Linked DNA regions of Mus musculus: all the other regions are linked to region 1. The links are chromatin loops, found by intact Hi-C in ENCODE. Cell type or tissue: left cerebral cortex. All regions are shown on one strand. Each heading gives the region's core, and the rest is flanking DNA. Links, peaks and the distances in the headings are about the cores only.

Region 1 (3,073 bases), core at 176-2,675:
TTTTTTCCTCCTGCTGGAAGCAGGAAAGTGCTTTTAGGGAACGCGGCGGCGCGGGCTCGACACTGCCGTCCCCGCGGGGTGGAGGACGCGGGGCCGGGCCGGGCACCCGCACCGTCGCGGCGATCTTCTCCGCGCAGCGCCGCCGGTGCGGGCGCGGGCGTGCGAGCGAGGCGAGGCGAGGCGGTGGCGGGCTGCGGCGGGGGCCGTGGAGCCTGCAACTTGTTTACCGCCGCCCCGGGTGGCCGAGGCCGGCGGCCGGGGTCCGCCTCGCCACCCGTGCGTGCGCCGATCTGCGCTCATGGGCTACTGTCTGGTCCACGCTCGCGTCCTGGGCCCGGCGGGGCCGGCCTCGCGCAGCGGCGGCGGGGCGGGGGAAGTAGAGGCCGGCGGGGGTGGGGATCGGGAAGCGCAGGAGCGGAGGCATCCGCCGCGCGCCCCGCCAGCCAGCCAGCCGCCGGCCGGAGGAGGAGGCAAACTTGAGAGCGGCGGGGCCAGGGGCGCACTGGCGGAGGGAAAACTTTAATCGCCTTCTTGGGAGAATAGAAAAAGGGAAAAAGAGAAAAGGAAAAAAAAATCCAAAAGGCAAAAAAGTGCATGTGTGTGGGGGTTTCTAGGACCCGAACCTCACGATCGGATCTGATCCGATCACGGCCCACCGCGGGGCCGTGAGAGAAAGTTGACCAGCGTGGCGGCTTTCTTCGCGTCCGGCCGTGGTGTCTGTCTGTCCGTCCGCGCTCCGACCAAACGGGTGGGAGATCCAGCCGCACTGCCGGGTCGCGTGGGTCAGGGCTCTTGCCCCACCCTTCCACGGGGACACGAAGGTAAACTCGCTTTGGTTTTTCCTTCTCTGTCCTCCTGCAGCCACCGCCCAGCTTCCTTTTCCTCTCCTTTCCCCGCTGATTTATTTTTCTTCTTTTTTTTGTTTTTTTAGGGGGGGGGGACCCGAAAAACGGAGTCTCTTTCCTTATGCAACTTTCTCGGGCGCAGTTTGCTGGGCCCATCCCCCCCGCCTTCTGCATCCCTTGGCCCGCTCCTTTGCCACCTTGGGGCTACCGCCAAAAGCATGCATTTAAGATCATCCAAAGTGCCCAGGAACAAAAATAGATGTTAAAGAATTGTTCTAAGTTAAGGGAAACTGAGACGAGAAATAAGAAACCGGTTTGAGTGTGTGTGTGTGTGGGGGGGGGGGGGAGGTGCGTCGCCTGGGATGAGTGAGTTGAATTTTCATTTCAATTTTCGTAGGTGGTTGGTTATGATGCCTTTATTGGTGTGGGGAGCCCGGGAAGCTCTGTACTGGCTACCTCGGTTGCGTGGATTTTTGCGCAAGTTTTTAGAAAAACACTGACTCGAGTAGAGAGCCGGAAAGTTTCAAGTGCAGCAAAATAGTGAGCCTGCAAAACTGGCCAAGGGGGGACCTCTAGTGGTTAAACGCATCTTAAGTTCGAGAGACAAGACCAAAGTTTGGCCTTTACTTGTAGCTACATGCAGTCCGTTTAGACGTGGAAGTAATTAGAAGACCTGAGTTGCAGCCAGATGTGAGAAAGGATGCTAGTCCGAAATAGAAGTTTTGTAAATCAGAGAACAATGACGTCTAAGCTTGCGGACCCTGTGATTTCCATCCTTTCTTGCATACAGTAAGAAAACCAAAGCTTTTTATTCTGAGATTTGAGATTGACACTCCCTAGATAAGAAAGTTTGTCTTCTGTTTACCATCATCTGTACCTCCGTTTTTTTTTTTTTTTATTTCCCCTCTTACGACTCATAGCAGGTAGCTTAATTCGGAATGTTAAGGAAAAGTCAAAATGAAACCTGTGCTTAGCACTTTGCAAAAAACTGAAAAAAAAACAAACCTGAAATTAGCTTTTATATGAACTGATCATTTTGTATGTGTCTCTGATGCATATAATCTCAGGCTAACAAATTATTCAACAATTTACGTATAAACTTACATAATATATACTCATAAAATACATAGTATCTTCTCGTAACGGTGTAATTTTGATTCACTGAGTAAAAACATTTATTTCAGTATACTTTGTATAATTTACGATTTAAACCACTTTATATATGCATGGGTTACATAACTATTTCCCAGTGTGTATTCTGTATTTAAAAAAAAAACATTGAATTTTAAGGATAAAAACAGGAGGGATTAAGGTTGTATAGAATCATTCTTGTAATTACCACCTGTCCGTCACAGTGAAAGAGACAGGGTCCATCCATCTATGTAGCTCAGGCTGGAGTTGAATTTGTATTTCCCTCCTGGTGCTTGGGTAACAGTCTTATTTACAATGGGAATTTTTATTATGTGGTTTAGAGTACGGGAATGATGTGAGTGATTAAAATTAATTTCACCTTACATGTACCTAGTTAATTTGAATACACAGTGCAGTGTGGTGTGATGGGTGTTGAGTTTGAATTGTATATTATGGATGCGAGGGCTTTATGAGAGTGCTTTGAGGGTGTTTGTTTGTTTGTTTGTTTGTTTTCCTTTTCCTCCAATATAATCAATGCTAGATCCTTAAAAGAAGTCTTGGGGGTACACAGCAGTTCTGAAGGTCACCAGACAGATGTCTTTCACTGGACACTTGGTTTCCAGTGCAGCTGGAAATTAAAGAGAGTGTGTGACAGGGTTAGTAGAAAGGAAAACAACAACAAAACTTAAGTTTGTGGGAACTGCTTTGAATGTTTGAACAAGTAGACAGTAGGCGTGCTTGAAAAGGTGAAAGAAGCATTGGGCAAAAAGGAGTGTCCCGTAGCGTATGTGTGCCTTTGGTATGGTTGCATGGGAGGCCAGAGACCAGCTTGAGTTGTTACAGTTACAAGCTTTCCTGCTCTGCTCCCAGTCATCCTTTTTTCCCCCCTCCCTCTCTCCAAACCTGGCTCACTGATTGGCTAGACTGGCTGGCCAGTGAGCTGCAGGCCCTCCCTCCAGTGCTCAGGTTACAGAGGAGAGCGCTCCGGGATTTAGGGATTTAGGGAAGTGCTGGGGAATCTGAACTCGGGTCTTTGTGCTTTCTTGGCTGTCTCTTTATTGACTTTGCCTTCTCCCAGTTCCTTGTTACTAGATTTT
Region 2 (3,073 bases), core at 391-2,890, 170 kb before region 1:
TATGGTGTTTCTGCAGCTGTAATATACTGATAACTTTCTGAGTAAAATGGGTGGTAAGACAGTAATGTCTGTCTTTTTAATGGAGCAACACTCACTACAGTTTTTGGTTTTGGTGGGAGAATGAACTCTCTAAAGTTGAGAGATGATGACCAAGGGGAAGACAGCCACTTCTCTCCTTAGATGTCAATTTTTAACCTTTGTTCTTTAATCCCCTTCTTATCAAGGATTATTTCTTAATCAGTCTGCTACACTTAAGATCAAAATATAATTTGGTCACTGTGTATTTAATAGCTGCATTGTCAAAAATTCAACACCCAGTGAACTCAGTTATAAATAACTTCTGGCTGTTTACAATTTATCCCAAAACAAAAAGGCATCCAGCTATATTACTCAGACCTCTTAATCTGAATCAGAACTCCTTTTCTTTATTCTGGAGTTCTGTTTAAGGCACATGATCGTTGATCTCTGCATGAGGCCTGTTATCATCTAAGCCTTACCTCATCCGCTCACACTTTACTTCATTCTTCTCTTGTTCCTGGCTTTCTTTCTTTTTGTATACATGTGTGTGCATGGTGTTCGTATGTGTATATGTGCAGATTTCCAGCACATGCCTCTGTGTGCAGGTATATGTGTGTATGGAAAACAGAGATTGATGTTGCCTGTCTACCTCAATCATTATTCTCTCTGAGTATTAAGCAGGGTCTTTTACCTGAACCTAGAGCTCAAGATTCTGTTGTAGCTTTGTTCAAGGAAGTCCTGAGCTCTCATTTCTGCCCTGGTGGCCCATAGGCAGACACCGTGGGCGCCATACATGCTGCCTTCTACAATCATTTTCAAATTGTTTCTTTCTTTTCTTTTTTTTTTTTTTTTTTTTTTTTGGTTTTTCAAGGGTATCTCTGTGTAGCCCTAGCTGTCCTGGAACTCACCCTGTAGACCAGGCTGGCCTCAAACTCAGAAATCTGCCTGCCTCTGTCTCCTAAGTGCTGGAATTAAAGCATGCACCACCACTGCCCAGCTGCTCCCAGCTATTCTAATATAGTTCAGTATATGAGATCCAAAATTTGGGAAAACATTATGAATTTATATGAAAATAGGATGTCATTATTTGTGAGAACTATTCCAATCTTTATGCCCAAAATCTAATGAGAATTTATAGTAATTTTTAAATAAAATATTAAAAATTAAAACATGACTTCCAGGAAAAACTGAATAACTCTTTAGAATCACATAGACCAGTGGTTTTTGCCCTTTGTAGTGCTGTGGGCCTTTAATATAGTTCCTCATGTTGTGGTGACCCCCAACCATAAAATGATTTTTCACTACATCACAACTGTAGATGTGCTAGTGTTGTGAATTATAATGTAAATATCTGTGTTTTCTGATGTTCTTAAATGACCCCTGTCGAAATGGTTATTCAATTCCCAAAGGGGTCATAACCCACAGGTTGAGAACCTCTTACCTAAACCAATGTGATGGAATAAAATAATGAGTTTAGTATCTATGTGTCTATGGTCTGCTTCACAATGAGTGTGAAAAACAAAACAAAACAAAACAAAACTCACATCCAAGGGAGATTTTAGAATTATTTGCTAAAACCTGGAATGTTCATTTTATCATTCTCTGCACTCTCTGTACAACGGGAAATGACTTCTGAATCCTCTCCCTCATTTGTCATTGTCAGGCATTAAATATAAATCAAATTTGCAAGTTTTTTTTTTTTTAAAAATGTCTGCTGGAGCAGAATAATGTCATTGTCAACACTTTTAAACATTTTATGACTTTGGAATCTTTAAAAAAAAAAAAGCACATTGCCAAACTAATTAAAATTGCTCATGAATATTAATGACTGAGCTGAAAACAACTGCCACTAGGTGGCAAACAATCTACACATTGACTTATATAAAAGAGAACACTGTAAATATGTTATATTATGTACATATTAACCTATAGAGTACAATCTATAGAGTCTGGTTAACCCTAGGTGTTCCACCTATTAGTAATGACATTACTCTATAAGTCTAATAGTTTAAAAGTGACAAATGACCTCTTTGAGGAGTCAAGCTATCTTTTGTCTTACATGAAGTCTTTTATTTTTTTATATTACAAAAATAAGGATAGTTGGTATGTGACTTTAGAATCTGCCATTTAACAGAATGAATATCTGGGTTATGGACATTTGTAATTCAATTCAGATGAGCGATCAAAGAAAGGCATCTGTGTGGTTGAAGGCACAGCAATGATGAAACGCAGCTCCTAGTAGAACCTGAACTTCAGACTCTAGAGTTGCATGGCTGTCTTCACAGAGTCGGTATGTATGGTCCCTAGTGTTAGATCATATTGGATCTAGGAATTGGAAGCCCTGCTGGGATTTTTTTTTTTTTCTATTTGATTCAAACCTCCAAGGAGTGGGAAATACACTGTCACACTGAAGTTAGTAGAATGTGGTTCTAAACTGTCAGGCTTGTGTGGCAGCAGAATTATGTCCACAGTGTGAAAACATGGTTGGTTATGTTACTGTGCCCAAATGGCAATTTCTTCTTGAAAGATTTCTGTCCTTATCTTTGTGACCTTGGTGTTGGTCACATGTGTGCCTGCCAAGTGGCACACAAGTGAATATGATGAGCCTAAGAACCAATAGGACTGTTGTGAGTTCCCATAGCCTTTCATGTTCTTCCCCTCTGTGAGCAGCAAGAGCTTACCAATCCTTCAACGTGAAGTCTGAAATAAGATTCCTAGACAAGAGACAGAGAAAGTGATGCACAGCCAACAAAATAGATTTTCTAGGGTAGGTCACTGGGACCTCAAGGTCTCTTGTTTTCTGATATTAACATCATCAAATAAGATCTGAATGCTAAAGAAGACTCTGTTTTGGGAATGTATTGATTCTTCTTTTTATGGTATCTTTTGCCTGTTTCTCCACTATCTAGTGAAGAAAAAAGTACCCATTTTATATGAATAGTATCATTGAATGAATTATTGCACAAAAATATGGGCTAACAAACAACCTCATAAAAATTAGTTACATTTATTAAAATAATCTAAGCAAATCTAGGCAGGGTGTGAGGCATGTAAA
Region 3 (3,073 bases), core at 391-2,890, 340 kb before region 1:
CTGCTCATGGATGGGGAGTTGCATACACTGGAGAACAGACAACCTACCATGGACCACAGTGCTGAAGAAAACTGGCCCTCCCTCCTCAAGGGCCATAAGTTACAAAAAAAAAAAAAAAAAAAAATCCTTTGTCTCATTGTTGGTCAGGGGGCCCCAGAGATGCTTCAACATTTTTGAAGTGATCTCTTTTTCTAGGGTCAATGGGGTATGGAGGGAAAGACAAAGGACCAGAGAGGTGAGACAACAGCTGAAGAATATGCTAATTCGAATGTGTGATTATCACTTGTCTCTACAAGATGGCACGGATGTGCTCCCATGTCTCAGGCCTTAAGAAATTAGAGCTGGCGCCATCACTTGGCAACCACCTGAACGTGGGCTGACTGCAGGATGTCCTTAGGCCATCAGTAGATAGATAGATGATAGACAGATGAATGGATGGATAGATAGATGGATGATAGATTAGATATTCAAGCCCCCTTCATCATAGAACTGAGAGGGGAGTTAAGTGAGAGAAGCCAAACAGCATCAAATAGTAGTCACAGTTAGCATGTGATAGGTCAAGTCGCAGACTTGCTTTGAAACCATTGGCTCACCCTTACTTTGAGTTTCATGGCTTCACCCTGCAGCTGTGATTCTGAAAGACAACTCTTCCCATAGTCCCTTCCTGACGCCATCGTTCTTCTACACTAGAAAGCTCTTAATTTTATTAAAGGACAGAGCTCAGACCGATCCTTCTAACCTTGATGGCCATTCTTTCTATGGTATATGAGATATACGGTATATGAAGCAAAATTATATGGGTCTGGTCAAATTAAGGCATCTAACAGAAACACTCAGTCTTTAACTCAGCTACACAATAGTTTTCCTTAGCCTTTAGCTTTTTGTTTTCTACTTTTTACCTTTTCACTCCACTTGTTTCCCTAGAGTCTAAGTCTCAAAAGAGGCAGGGATGATAGAGTGAAGAAATTAAAATTATATGACAACAAGGTGGTTCAGAGAGGAGAGGGGTTTGCCACCACGCCTGAAGGCCTGAGTTTGATTCCCAGCTTCTATGTGTTAGATAAAGAGAACCAACTTCAAGTTGTCCTCTGAGGTTTACACTTGTGCCCTGACACTTGCATGCCTCTGATCCCACACATAAATGATAACATATATAATAAATAAGAGAATGTTTAAAATTAAAATTATATGTAATAGTTGATATAAGAATAAATTACCACAATCGGCCAGTTTCACAGCCTAGAAACAAAGTCTCCTATGTTTTTGGTTTCATCTCTGAACATGAAGTTTGGGAGAATTTTGACTCTACTTTTTGTGTAATGTCAGAAGTCTATATTACTGATAATAAATATATTGTCATCCAAAATAGCATAGAAATTCATTTTGTAGAGCTCACAGGACTCTTATTTTTTTCGTACATTCAATTTACTATAATTTTGCTACAGCGATGGCCAAAGTTATTGAATAGGCATGATGCCAGGAGCTCTCTTTTTTTGGCTAATCTTCAGAAAAAAGAAAAAAAGAAAAAAAAAAAGAAAGAAAGAAAGAAAGAGAAAGAAAGAATTGGCTATTTTCTCAAATTTATCAAAGTTCCATTCCAAATTGGAAATAAAACACAGTTTCATATTGGAGAAATAGAAGGTCAGATATTTCTGACATTGGTTATTAGTCTGAATTCAACGAGACACATAGAAAATAAATTCTACAACTGTTTGAAAGGAGGGTTGCATGTGGTTTATAAATTTCACTGTCTCTTTTGTTCTCACCGCCATCTTGTGGCCATTGGGAGAATATTTCACTAAGTTTTCCTGTGGAAGCCTGGCTAGGAAAATGGAAGCCTGATTTCACAAAGAACAAACCTAATTCAATGCTCTGCCTTTGTTCTTTCCCATGAAGTGAAGTCGCTGCTTTCTGGCAGTGATACTCAGATAATTACTAATAGATCAGGTACTTGACTTTGTTCTGGGACATGGAGGGACAGTCTTGTTTTTTCTATTGATGTCTACTGCTCATCATTACCAATGAAGGATTTCAGCAGAACAAAACCGAGGAACATGAAATATTCACTTAAAAAATTAAGTAATGGGGGCCCAGAGAATTGGCTCAGTGGATAAAGAAACTTGCTGTGCAAGAATAAAGACCTGAACTGAGGTCCCAGCACCTATGAGAAAGCCAGGCATGGTGGTGCATGCCTGGAATCCAATCGATATGGATGCCAGAGACAGGAGGCTGGCTAGGGCTTCTGGTCTGATGGCCTAGCAGTGTGGGACACTGTCTCAGGGAATAATACAGGGCAGGAGATGTAAGACTTAATCTAAAGTAGCATAGCATCTGATATCTTTCTGTGGCTTCTGTATATGTACCCAGATATACACGTGTACATACCCCCACCTCCACAGACACACGCGTGCACATGCACTCACACAGGTACACGCACACACACACACACACACAAGTAGTAATATACTTTTGGTTAGACAGACCAATAACTGAGAATTTTGGGAATGTATATACTTCATTCAACTGCAGTTCATCATCTATAAAGTAGGTATAATATCGGTCAGCTATACATCATAGCTATCTCTGACAGTGGTCATGGGAAACGCTTTTGAGAGAATACTAAGTCCTTAACAGAGCTCATGATCAATGATGGCATTATTGAGCAACAGCCACCTCTAACACAGAAGTATTGTGACCCTCCTGGACAACTTAAACACGGGCTGTTAACTAACGCTTGCAGCATTGCTTGCTTATAGCTCTTCCCCTGGGTTAATAGAGCAGTACAGTGTCACGGGCAAGAGCAGTGGGCATTTAAGCAGTGTGGACTCAGCCCATCATTCTTCACACTTACTGGCTCAGTGACTTCAGGCTTTATACGTAAAATTCTATGAAGACATTTTAATATCTCTCCAATAGGCTTATTAACCAGCATTGCTTTATCTTATGAGTGTATTGACGCATATACCTCACCTACCATGCACAGTATCTCAGCTACCATATATAGAACATCCTAAGTATTAGCTATAAGCTTAAGTCAAACAATAAAATGTCATTTACTTGGTACATGTACTAA

The links. A loop is a pair of places that touch in the nucleus more often than their neighbours do. Peaks named below come from ENCODE experiments on the same cell type or tissue, not always from the same donor. Only the 100,000 strongest peaks of a DNase experiment are listed, where the experiment ranks them.
Region 2: a loop joins it to region 1, with 10 times the contacts of the local background. A loop is called at or near these places in 14 of 42 quality-filtered maps.
Region 3: it touches region 1 in a loop (4-fold over the local background); 18 of 42 quality-filtered maps call a loop at or near these places.

Annotation. Positions count from the first base shown.
Region 1 is chr10:26,371,449-26,374,521 of GRCm38, reverse strand. L3mbtl3 (L3MBTL3 histone methyl-lysine binding protein) reads left to right here and starts at 450. Exons shown (of 22, transcript NM_001359254.1): 1 at 450-821. In left cerebral cortex, for the core only: a CTCF peak has its summit at 1,412 (motif pointing left); DNase peaks (open chromatin) are centred at 330, 708 and 1,403; H3K4me3 peaks cover 1,517 bases; H3K27ac peaks cover 565 bases.
Region 2 is chr10:26,539,193-26,542,265 of GRCm38, reverse strand. No RefSeq gene overlaps it. Among named protein-coding and RNA genes, the nearest start is that of Gm30034, 110 kb to the right of the region's middle. In left cerebral cortex, for the core only: a CTCF peak has its summit at 1,860 (motif pointing right); a DNase peak (open chromatin) is centred at 1,866.
Region 3 is chr10:26,709,974-26,713,046 of GRCm38, reverse strand. All of the region lies in intron 1 of Gm48893 (a long non-coding RNA gene), which reads right to left. Among named protein-coding and RNA genes, the nearest start is that of Gm48893, 16 kb to the right of the region's middle. In left cerebral cortex, for the core only: a CTCF peak has its summit at 1,781 (motif pointing left); a DNase peak (open chromatin) is centred at 1,785.